2 separate regions of the Mus musculus genome follow, and region 2 is linked to region 1. A link is a loop called in an ENCODE intact Hi-C map of the cell type or tissue named here. Cell type or tissue: gastrocnemius. All regions are shown on one strand.

The links. Peaks named below come from ENCODE experiments on the same cell type or tissue, not always from the same donor. Only the 100,000 strongest peaks of a DNase experiment are listed, where the experiment ranks them.
Region 2: a loop joins it to region 1, with 7 times the contacts of the local background. A loop is called at or near these places in 3 of 42 quality-filtered maps.

The regions. Positions count from the first base shown.
Region 1 is chr7:132,086,919-132,091,918 of GRCm38, reverse strand. All of the region lies in intron 4 of Cpxm2 (carboxypeptidase X 2 (M14 family)), which reads left to right. Among named protein-coding and RNA genes, the nearest start is that of Cpxm2, 65 kb to the left of the region's middle. In gastrocnemius, a CTCF peak has its summit at 3,113; a DNase peak (open chromatin) is centred at 3,039; H3K4me3 peaks cover 901 bases; H3K27ac peaks cover 2,270 bases.
Region 2 is chr7:132,211,213-132,216,212 of GRCm38, reverse strand. No RefSeq gene overlaps it. Among named protein-coding and RNA genes, the nearest start is that of Cpxm2, 59 kb to the right of the region's middle. In gastrocnemius, a CTCF peak has its summit at 2,529 (motif pointing right); DNase peaks (open chromatin) are centred at 2,558, 3,314, 3,612, 3,950 and 1 more place; H3K27ac peaks cover 1,491 bases.

The sequences.
Region 1 (5,000 bases):
CCTAAGCATTTTTGAAAGTTAAAACCTCTGCTAAGTCACACAGAAGGTTATTGTTTCTCTCTCTCTTTTCAAATAGCCTGCTGATCCCCAGTTTTTCTTTCTAGTCTCTCTATAAAAACATCACATCAGTGCTGCCAGCCACTCCTCAGCTGGCAATGCTTCAGAGCTCAGGCAGGCCACGGAACGGAAAGCCACGTGCTTTCCGGTACTACTAAGAAAGTTCCATCGGCCTTCTCTCCAGAGCATTGCAGCAAAGAAATGTGGACTCTTAAAGGAGGAGGGAAAAGAAGTTCTGCTCTTCATCCTGGGCTCAATTGTTAAGTAAGATACAAACTGGTCTTGGTTCTTCTTGCGTGTGCCTGAAGAAAACAGCCTTAGAATGTGTAGCAAGATTGAAAATGTCAGAGATGAGATGGAAATGCAAAAGAGAGGGATGTAGGGGGTTATTTTTAATTAATGTATCACTTCATTGTTCAAACAGCCTAGAAACATCTCTGACCTTTAAAAATAGTCCCCATTTCAGGTCCTCTGGTCCCATTTCCTGGTCGCCTGGGCAACTACTGCAAACTGCTTAGCAGATATTTCTTGTGCTTGTTCCTTCCTTCCAATCTTCCTGCTGCCTCTCCTAAAGCTTTACAGGGAGGGACCTGAAGACAGTTGTTCCTGCAAACCTTTGGATTTTACTTCCTCAGTACAGTTTTCAGGACCTTGTCCATACTTTGTCCTAAATACTGTACATGGATGTCAAGGTGTCAGGAGCCTGAGTAGTCACATCAAATCCTGAGTAAAGTGTTGCAAGAAATATTTAAAAAACAAAAAACCAACAACAACAACAACAACAACAACAACAACAACAAACCACCAAGTTCCAGCGCTCCATTCAGCTACTCTTTGCTCGCCAACTCTGCTGCCTCCATGGTTAGACCCATACAGAGATGGATCACAGTCTTCCCAGCTCTGGTTCGCTGCCTCAGTGCCACCAGTACCCTCTCAGCTATAATCCCCCTGTGGTCTGCAGTCCCACCTTCCAGTAACCCAGTAGAACAAAACTCTAGAAACTTATAATTAACCCGTCAGATTTATATAGCAATAAATTCTCAATTCAGAAGAGGGCCAATTGATAATGGTACAAGCTGCTCACCTAGATCAGACAAGTTATCCCAATTATTCTATCCCTATTCATAACTACCTGTGATATTCATAACTACCTGTGGCTATTTAGAACCATGAGGGATCAGAATCTTCTTCCTGTCTTGTCCTCCATCTTGCTTCCTTCCCCCTCTCTCCTGGGAGGCTCTCCATCTCTGAAACTCTTAGCTCTGCCTCCCTTTACCCTGTCCAATCACAGGCCTCCTGCTGCACTAATATTTAAGTAGATTGGACAGGGAAAATCCTGCCACAGTAAAGAGCAAAGAGCAGTAACATAACCCCTGCATGCTTGTGCTTAGCGCACTCTCTCCCCTACCCCTGCTCTTATAAAGTTCACGATTTTCTGCCTATGTAAGGAATGGTATCAACCACAGTGGGCAAGTCTCTCCACCTCAATTAGCATCATAAAATTAATTCCTCATTGTCATTGCAGACCAATCTAATTGTTGAGACTTTTTCAGGTGATTCCAGATTGCCAACTTGGCAATTAAATCTAACTGTATGTATGTATGTATGTATGTATGGATGTGTATATATATATATATATATATATATATATATATATATATATATATACACATATGTATATATGTATGTACGCATATATCATATTTCTTGTATGTATCAGATTTCTTGCATTAATGTCTTCTTTGTGGCCTAAATATGAAATTGCTAACCAATTTCCCCCTAGTCACTTCTTGTCTGTTCATCATATCTCAGATCAAATACTGCCCTTCCAGAAAGCATCCTTTATGGCATTTCCCATTTTCAAGTGCTCCATGCCTTCTCCTTTAAACAGCATCACAAAAGCATTTCAATTACTGATTGAATAATTAATGATGTGGTCCCTGCCCTCCACTGGACTATGGTCTCATCGTTAAATTAGGTAAATGTACAGGAACATCTTGATGAAGCCTGTATTATCAAATATCCATTCTGCTATTCAGAATGTCATGGCCTCTGTGCTCTCAATTGGGATTGATTTGAGGGCCACTGGCCTAGGGCTTGGCTCCCTTCCTCCCCCTGATGTGGACAAGTATTTGATCCAGTGTCAATAAATGTGGCTTCTACCATAACACTGGCAAGGTCTGAGCTGCAGTTCATACTCTGTAAAAAACAGCTTTGGAGTTAGGCACAGGGGTTAGTGCCTCTAACCCCTCTAAGGAGGTGGAGGCAGGAGAATTCAAAGTTCTGCCATCCCCAGCTGCACAGTGAGTTCCAAGCCAGTTTGGTTACATGAAGCCCCAGTTCAAAGGAAAAAAAAAAGGAAAAAGAAGCAACACAGTTTCTGGTAAGCATACAAAACACATGAATGTTCATGGATATCCAAGCTTTTGAAAATAAATTGTCTCCAAATATATACATTATGTTCCCAGTAGCCATTGGCCATGCATGTCAATGCATGCTCAGTTAGTAACTGAGCCACGTTCTACAAACTGCATCGGCTCTCGCCTGCTTCCATTTTCTGCCTGTTCTTTTAGGTAAAAGTACAGGAACATCTCGACGAAGCCTGTAGAGTCCAATATCCACTCTGGTATTCAGAATGTCGTGGCCGCTGACAATTCTGTGCCTTAGTTTCTTTAATGATAAATTGGTGCTGACATCTTCTCTGGCCTTAAAATAGTCTTGAGCAGATCCAGCAGAGAATTCTACCTCATTATCTAAATTGCTTAGAGTGAGACAGGTCACTCTGTGCTATAGAAAGCTCTCCTATGCATTTAGCAGGTTTAGTGGCATTCTTGTCCCCTATTCACCAGGTCCATCCCCCCTCAAGTGTTGCACACTTCCCAGCCTCCACACTCACGTTGGTCTCTAGATGTCATCAGTTGTCCCTTGAGGAGCACGCCGCCCCCAGCAAAGCACCATTGCTGTGCATATAGTCAGGGTCTCTTTCCAGTTGAACGCAGTTGGCAGTACCTGCCCACACTCCTGCTGTCACAGAGGAAGCTGACATCCTGCACAGGATGGGAATGCACTCTCGTGGTCAGAAGAGCACACTGAACCTTGGGCTTGAACTTGAAAGAGTTTTTAGAAGTCTCCAGTGTCTGACATTACGACCTGTTGGTTCTTGCCAGTTGGGCTGACTCTGGGTAAAAAATAGACCATGCCTCTTCCAGGAACCCAGCTTCTGACTGTGTGAAGGAGCCAACTGTTTTGAGAAATACCAGGAAATTTTAATCACGGTAAGTGGATCATGAAGGCAGGCCCTGATTTGTCAGGTGAGGATGAATTTTGCAGTGTTTATTTGAACTCTAATGTTCTCTTTAAGAGAGAGGCTGGGGGATGTGATGGGGTGGGGAGGGTGGAGTGACCTAGTTTTTCCCTGGCTGTGGTTTCTTAGCTGAGACTTAAGCTTTCTATTTAGTAACTGGATTTAGGGAACTATTGCTTTATCCTGTCGTGGCCAGGCTGGCAAGATGTGTCGAGAACTCAGGCCTGTGCCAGGAGACAGAAGGTTCTGGAGTGGTGGCAAGTGAAACCAGAGTTGGAGTGAAGGTCCTGTGGTAGCAGATGTCTACCACATCCTCGTCCCCAGAATCCAGGAGATGTTGCTGTAGTAGTTACTTTTGTCTTTGCCACGATGAAATGCCTGACAGAAACTCCTTAAGAACCTGAGGGTTTCTTATGGTCTGAAGTTCCAGAGCATCTGCGCCTTGGTGGGGAAGGTACGGATGCAGGATTGTGAGGCAGCATCCACCGTGAGGAAACCGAGAGATGAATGCTGCTCGCTGCTTCTTTTTACTCAGTCCAGGACCACAGCTAATGAAATAAGTTACCCAGAATTAGGGTGAGCTTTCCTACTTCAGTTAACGCAGTCTAGAAACTTCCTCTCAGACATGCCTAGAGGTTTGTTTTCTTGGTGATTTGAGAGTCCACCAAATTGACAGGCAATACTTGTGACAAAAGGGATTTTCGTGAGAAAACGAATTTAAGAACCATGAGTGGAGAAGTGTCCCGTCCCGTCCCGTGTCCCCCACCCCACCCCACCCCCGTCTCCACCCCCCACCCCCCCCACCCCCGTATCCAGCTGAATCCCATCTTACTGACGAAGAGTCCTCTTCAGCTGTGAAAGGTGGGAGTTGTGGCTCCTTACCGACCATGGTCAGAGATACTATGTTGCTGGTTTTAATGAGGAGAAAAAGGGGCCACCTGCTAAGGGATTCAGAAAGCCGGTGGAAGCTGGGAAAGAAATGGATAGATGCCCCTTGGGATCAGAAGGACTGGAGGAGGAGACACGTGGCTTCAGTGCAGAGGTAGCAGGAGTCTAATCTCCTATTCATCAGAGCTCTGAGATAAATCTGTGTTGTTTTAAGCTTCTGTGTCCCGGGGTAATTGTTACAGTAGCTGTAGGGAGCTCACTGAGCTCTCGTAGGTCTTTATAGGTGATAGCAAACAAGTAGAAATCCTAAGTTGGACTAGCAGAAGCAAGCATGGCGGAACAGACACTGCTTTCTTGTTTTACACGTTAACTCTGGTTCTACAAGATCTGAGCACGTGCAGAGCCATGTTTGTTCCAGACATTACGCTCGGAGGCTTACAATTCTGATCAGAAAGTTACATGTGGGATCACTTGGAAGGACTAACATTCTGCTTCTTATAACACCATGATCCACATGTGTATATTCCAGTTTGTTCTTTCATGGAAAAAAGTGAATATAAGAATTTATAAGAGCAAGTTTGTCTCTCATGCCCTTAAGGAGCAGAGTTGAGGCCAAGTGTACATACATATTTCCTTCTCTGATCTTTCTGCGCAACTCTGAGGTAGAGCACTGTGGCCTGCTCTCAGGCAGTACTGAAACCTTCCAGAAAGCACTGCAATAATAATAATAAAGGGAGTGAGAGACCAGGCT
Region 2 (5,000 bases), 120 kb before region 1:
AGTTCAAGAGCTGGATAGGGCTGCTACCAGCAATGAGGTCAGAGCTCTGTTGCTCCCAGATTAGGAATTCATAAATAACTGGGCATTCAAGAATGCAAAGTGTATTCCTGCCCCAGTTGAATATGCCAAATTCAAGTACAGACACAGGGTGTAAACAAGAGAGATCCGCCACTCATCCTCAGGAATGGGAGAGGAGGAGGGGCCTTCCTCCCAGGAGGCTTCTTCTCTTGGTCGTTAGTACCGTTGGGTGACTGTTCTCACCTCAGAGAGTGTCTAGCCACAGGCTCACTGATTTGTCCTTGGTTATTCAGGAGTTCTGTGACCTCAGCACTGAAGACCTTATTCCAGGAATTCTCATCAGGACCAGTCACTCTAGTTGGAATTCAGGCAGAGAAGTGGGAGACAGGACTCCCTTCTCTCCTGTCCTAATTCCCCGAGCCATGGGTCTGGGAGCAGGTTCACAGGACTCTGAGAACTCTCTGAAGGTGACCATGGGGCTTTGAAATCTAAGAGAGAGCGGGAAAGAGGAAGAGAGGGAGAGAGGGAGAGAGGAAGAGACAAAGAGACAGCGAGAGAGACAGAGGAAGAGAGGAAGAGAGATGGAGACAGAAAGAGACACAGAGAAGAATGTGAACTTTCTTCTTGCCTGCACGCTGACATCCCATCATCCCTATACCTGAACGAAAACCTTTCTGGCCCTAAGTTTATTCAAAGAATCAAAGACTTGATGAACATTTCTAGCAAAAATTGTGGCTAGGACTGTGCACCCACCTCTCCCCTAACGATGCACCTAGAAACCTAGGACACACCTACCTGCACTGAACTGCATAAACGACCCACTTCAAACAACACGTCAGCTTACTTCTTCCTAGCAACCTTTAGCAACTCCTCGCTTTGTATCCCACTGTCATTTGAATCTGCAGCGGAACATATCTGAGTGCACTAGGCGGGGGCTGTTGTGTCCTGAACTAGTTTGGGGTGCACTAGCAATGTGGCAAACCAAGCTTCTTCTTTCATGTATTCTGGTTGGATTTTTGTCAGCTTGATACAGACCTTGACATATCTAGGAAATCATAATTGAGAAAATGCTTCCATAGACTAATATAGGAAGGCCCAGCCCACTGCATGTGGTGCCACCCCGAGCAGGGCATCCTAGATTGTATAAGAAAGCAAGCTGAACAAGCAACTCGTGAGAAGCACGGCAGTAAGCAGCACTAATCATGACCTCTGCATCACGTCCTGCATCCAGGTTCCTGCCTTGAGTTTCTGCCTAGACTTCCCCGGATGATGGAATACAAGATGGAGGCTGAAAGAAACCCGTTCCTCCCCAGCTTTTTGCCATGGTGTCTTATCACAGCAGTAGAAACCCTGACTGAGATATCATCTTATGCCTGTGCATAATTGGGTATGCATATGGTTAAAATCAGATGCATCATGGGAAAGGATGCACACAGGTAGCTATGTGTGCAGAATTCAAATCTGTAGATTTAAACGGAGATCCACCCATGGTATGCACCTTAGTAACTAACCCTTGCTCCACGTGGACCCCAGAAAAGGAAGTCCCAAACAATAACTAAAGCCGTTGAGTAGCACAGCTCAGGGAAGCTGCTACTCCTTTGCATCATAACCAGTCTGCACTATCGCTTTGCTTCTGAATAAACTTTCTTCACCATTTTGAGTCCTCCTGTGCTTAAAAATAAATTTGAATAGGCTCCAAGAACATGGGGACCCTAGGTCCAGACATCCAGACAGTGGCCTCTCGTATCAGGATGAAGTCACAGTGTTCATGACCCAACCACCTCTCAAAGATGGGGGCCACCCTCAGGGGCTCGTAATACTGGTACTGGGTGAGTGGAGGCTTGATTTTGAAGTTACGTCCAGCTCAAAGAGCATAGTACCTACTTTGTTGTGGCCCGGACATTCATTCTTGCTTTACGTAGAAGGCCTGGGTCCTAGCCAACATCTGGCACTTTCTCTTGCCAATACTTCAACACCAGACGCCAGCAGAGAGCCAGCCTGGGATCCTGTTAGTAACTAAGTTCCGAGGCCTCGGGCCTCCGAAAAGCCTATGAGATCATGTGACTGTGAAAGGGTTTTTACGTTTGTGGACCTGATGGTGCCAACAGAAAGGGGATGTGTGCCATCTAAACTACGTAAGGTTGCTTGGGATTCTGTTCCTGAGTTTTGAATGAAATATTTTGGGCATTTATGTCTTGAGAGTCATAATGGACTTCAAAAGCACAGGAGTGGGGAGGGGGCTGCTAAAATCCAGCTTGTTTATCCTTGAATCTTGATACTCATCTTCCTACCCCAAGCTGTGACTGGAATATTCCACACATTTAGTTCCTCCCATGCAGCGATTTCATTGGCAAATGGACAGAAAAGGAAAGGTCTCCATTCACTGAGTAGCTGGAACGAATGACACAAATTTACACTCAATTCCCAACCTTTCAAATTGAGTTGGAGTTGAAACCGTAGATCACTTTTGCTGGCAGCTGACGTTTTGTGTTCTCCCTTATGGCCAGCAGGGGGCGGGCTGGGCCTGGGAATGTGCTGGGATGCTCCCTCTCCACCAGCTACATGCAGTTTCCCCAAATCCCCTAGGAAATCGGGGCTGGCCTCCTCCACGGCCCCACTCTCCACCAGTTAGGGGCAGGCCGCTTTCCTCCCCACCAAAAAATAACTCTGGAATTCTGGGCTTTGGCTTTCCTGTAGGGCCAGTCTATTCCAGGGACTGGAATCTGTCTCTTGGGGGCTCAAAGCCAGCATCTTCTGACAGGGCTGGATCCCAGCCTCCCTTCCACTGCCCTTATGAGGACATTCTGAGTTCCCACAGTAAATGTAGCTCCTGGTGAGTCTCAGAATCAACTCTTGCCAACAACACTCTCCACTCCAGTCCATCCTATGCAGGAGCAACCTTCTCTATGACTTGGTTTTCTCACCTGCAAAATGGGACTAAAGTAGAGTACAGTAGAGTATGATTGTAATCTCCATGCTAGGGAAGTTCAAGGCTAGCTTGGGCAGCTTGCTGAATCTTAGGCTATCCTGAGTTAGATGACATTCTGATTTAAAAAGCCACAAAGGAGTGTGTGTGTGTGTGTGTGTGTGTGTGTGTGTGTGTGTGTGTATGTAACAAGGTTACATAGCCAGCCTGGGCTACAGGAAAACCTGCCACAAAAAGGCATGTGTATAGGTTAGGAAGGGGCTGGAGAAATATCTCAACAGTTAAGAATGTTTGCTGCTTACCCAGAGGGCCCAATTTCAGTTCTTGTCACCAGTTTGGAGTGGTTCATAATGGCTTCACTCCAGCTCCAGGGGACCCAACACCAATGTCTAGCCTTCCATATGCTCGGCACACATATTGCATGCATGCAATATGTGCCCACAGACACCTAATTTTTTTTTAGAAAAGGAAATGATAAAAGAGACTAAACCACTGTTAAATGCTTAGAAGTAGCTTAGCACTGAATCTATGAGAGATGCTGTAGGCATGGATGCCTGCAGTTCTTGGAGACTGTGGGACATGTTTTCCTTTGGCACTTGCCAGTGGACCACACAATGATGTCATAGGGTGCAGCATATGGTGCTTGCTAACCTACTACCAATCAGAAATAGCCTGAGCCTGGTTTGCCAGCCAGCAAGCCCAGGTCAGCTGGCCTCAATACCCAGCACTTGATTTCGACTCCAGACTGTGAGACTCTTGTGCCTGTGTGCTGAGGAGGGAAGTGGATGGAGGTTTTCTGCTGTTGCTCTGAATGCTAAGGTTGAGTTTCAGCCCAGACTCTTGAAGAGGAAGGAAACTTTGAAATTCTATACAAGTAGGGCTCATTCCAGTAGCCCCCAGAGGTATGCCAGGCTTCTGAGAGCTCCTGAGAGCCGCCAAGTCTTCCTTACATCTCCATGAATGGGTAAAACTGGGCAAAGGCCATAGACACAGGCAGGGTTTGAGTGCCAGCCAAGAGAGGCTCAGGGCATGATGGGAAGGACAGAAACCTTGTCCAGATGCAATCAGATGCTGTTCTGTGTGGGTCACCAAAGCACAGGAAACCAGGCGCTGGGCTCCTCACTGCACAAGGCTCTTTTGTTGAGCCTAATCCCTGTTGACCAGGCTTGGCCTCAAGGTTCTGTGCAGGGCCCTCCCCACCAGGCCCACCCCAGCTCTTTCCAGCCAAAGCCCCCGGGACGAGCTCAGGTTCCCTTTGGCTTCAATGGTAGAGACCAGATCTTGGCTGAGTCTGCCCCCATTTTAAGAGACTCTTTATTGCGGACAGGGCCTGGGTGTGCACACTGTATGAATTCCAACATAACCTCTTTTGTTTTTACCCTTCTTGCTCTGTCTGTTTTCCACTGATGGCCTTAGTCAGCTGAAATATTAATTACATAAAGATGGCCGGGCTGTCAAGCTGGAGAGGTTCTAGTCTGACTCCCTCTTTAGCAGACCAGGAACAGGCCCGAGAGGGAGATCCTTGCTCTAGGTCCCCCAACTGCTGCAGAGGCTCCTGACCCTCATCCCTGATCTCGGCTTCATTCTGTCTAGTGATAGACAAACTCCCTGTTTTAGGTTCCGAGTTCTCTGCAAGTGGCAAAACTCTCTTAAGACCCGAGAACGATATGGAGGGCAGGCCAGAGCGTGGGCCCTCTGGGGAGGGAAGTAGGGGTAGCTGAAGGACCCCTTGATCTGAGTGTGAGGGAACAGGACAGGGCACAGGCCCCTCCCTCCCTTGATCGAATCATTCGTCCAAAAGGGACCCCAGAAATGTCTTCAGACTAGAAAGGGACAGGGTCTGGAGGCTCCTGTGATAGGCTGTGAAAGGGGAACTTAAAAACACGGGGACTCTAGGAGCTCATGAGTAGACGGAAACCTGTTTCCCATCTGTAAAGAAGCAGAGCAGGTGAAGTGGAGTTTGGGGAAGCGGCGCGTGCTCACGGGCAGCTGAGGGTTGGGTGTTGTGGGCCTGGCACGTGGCACAGGGGCAGTAGAAGGGTTGAACAGAGAGATA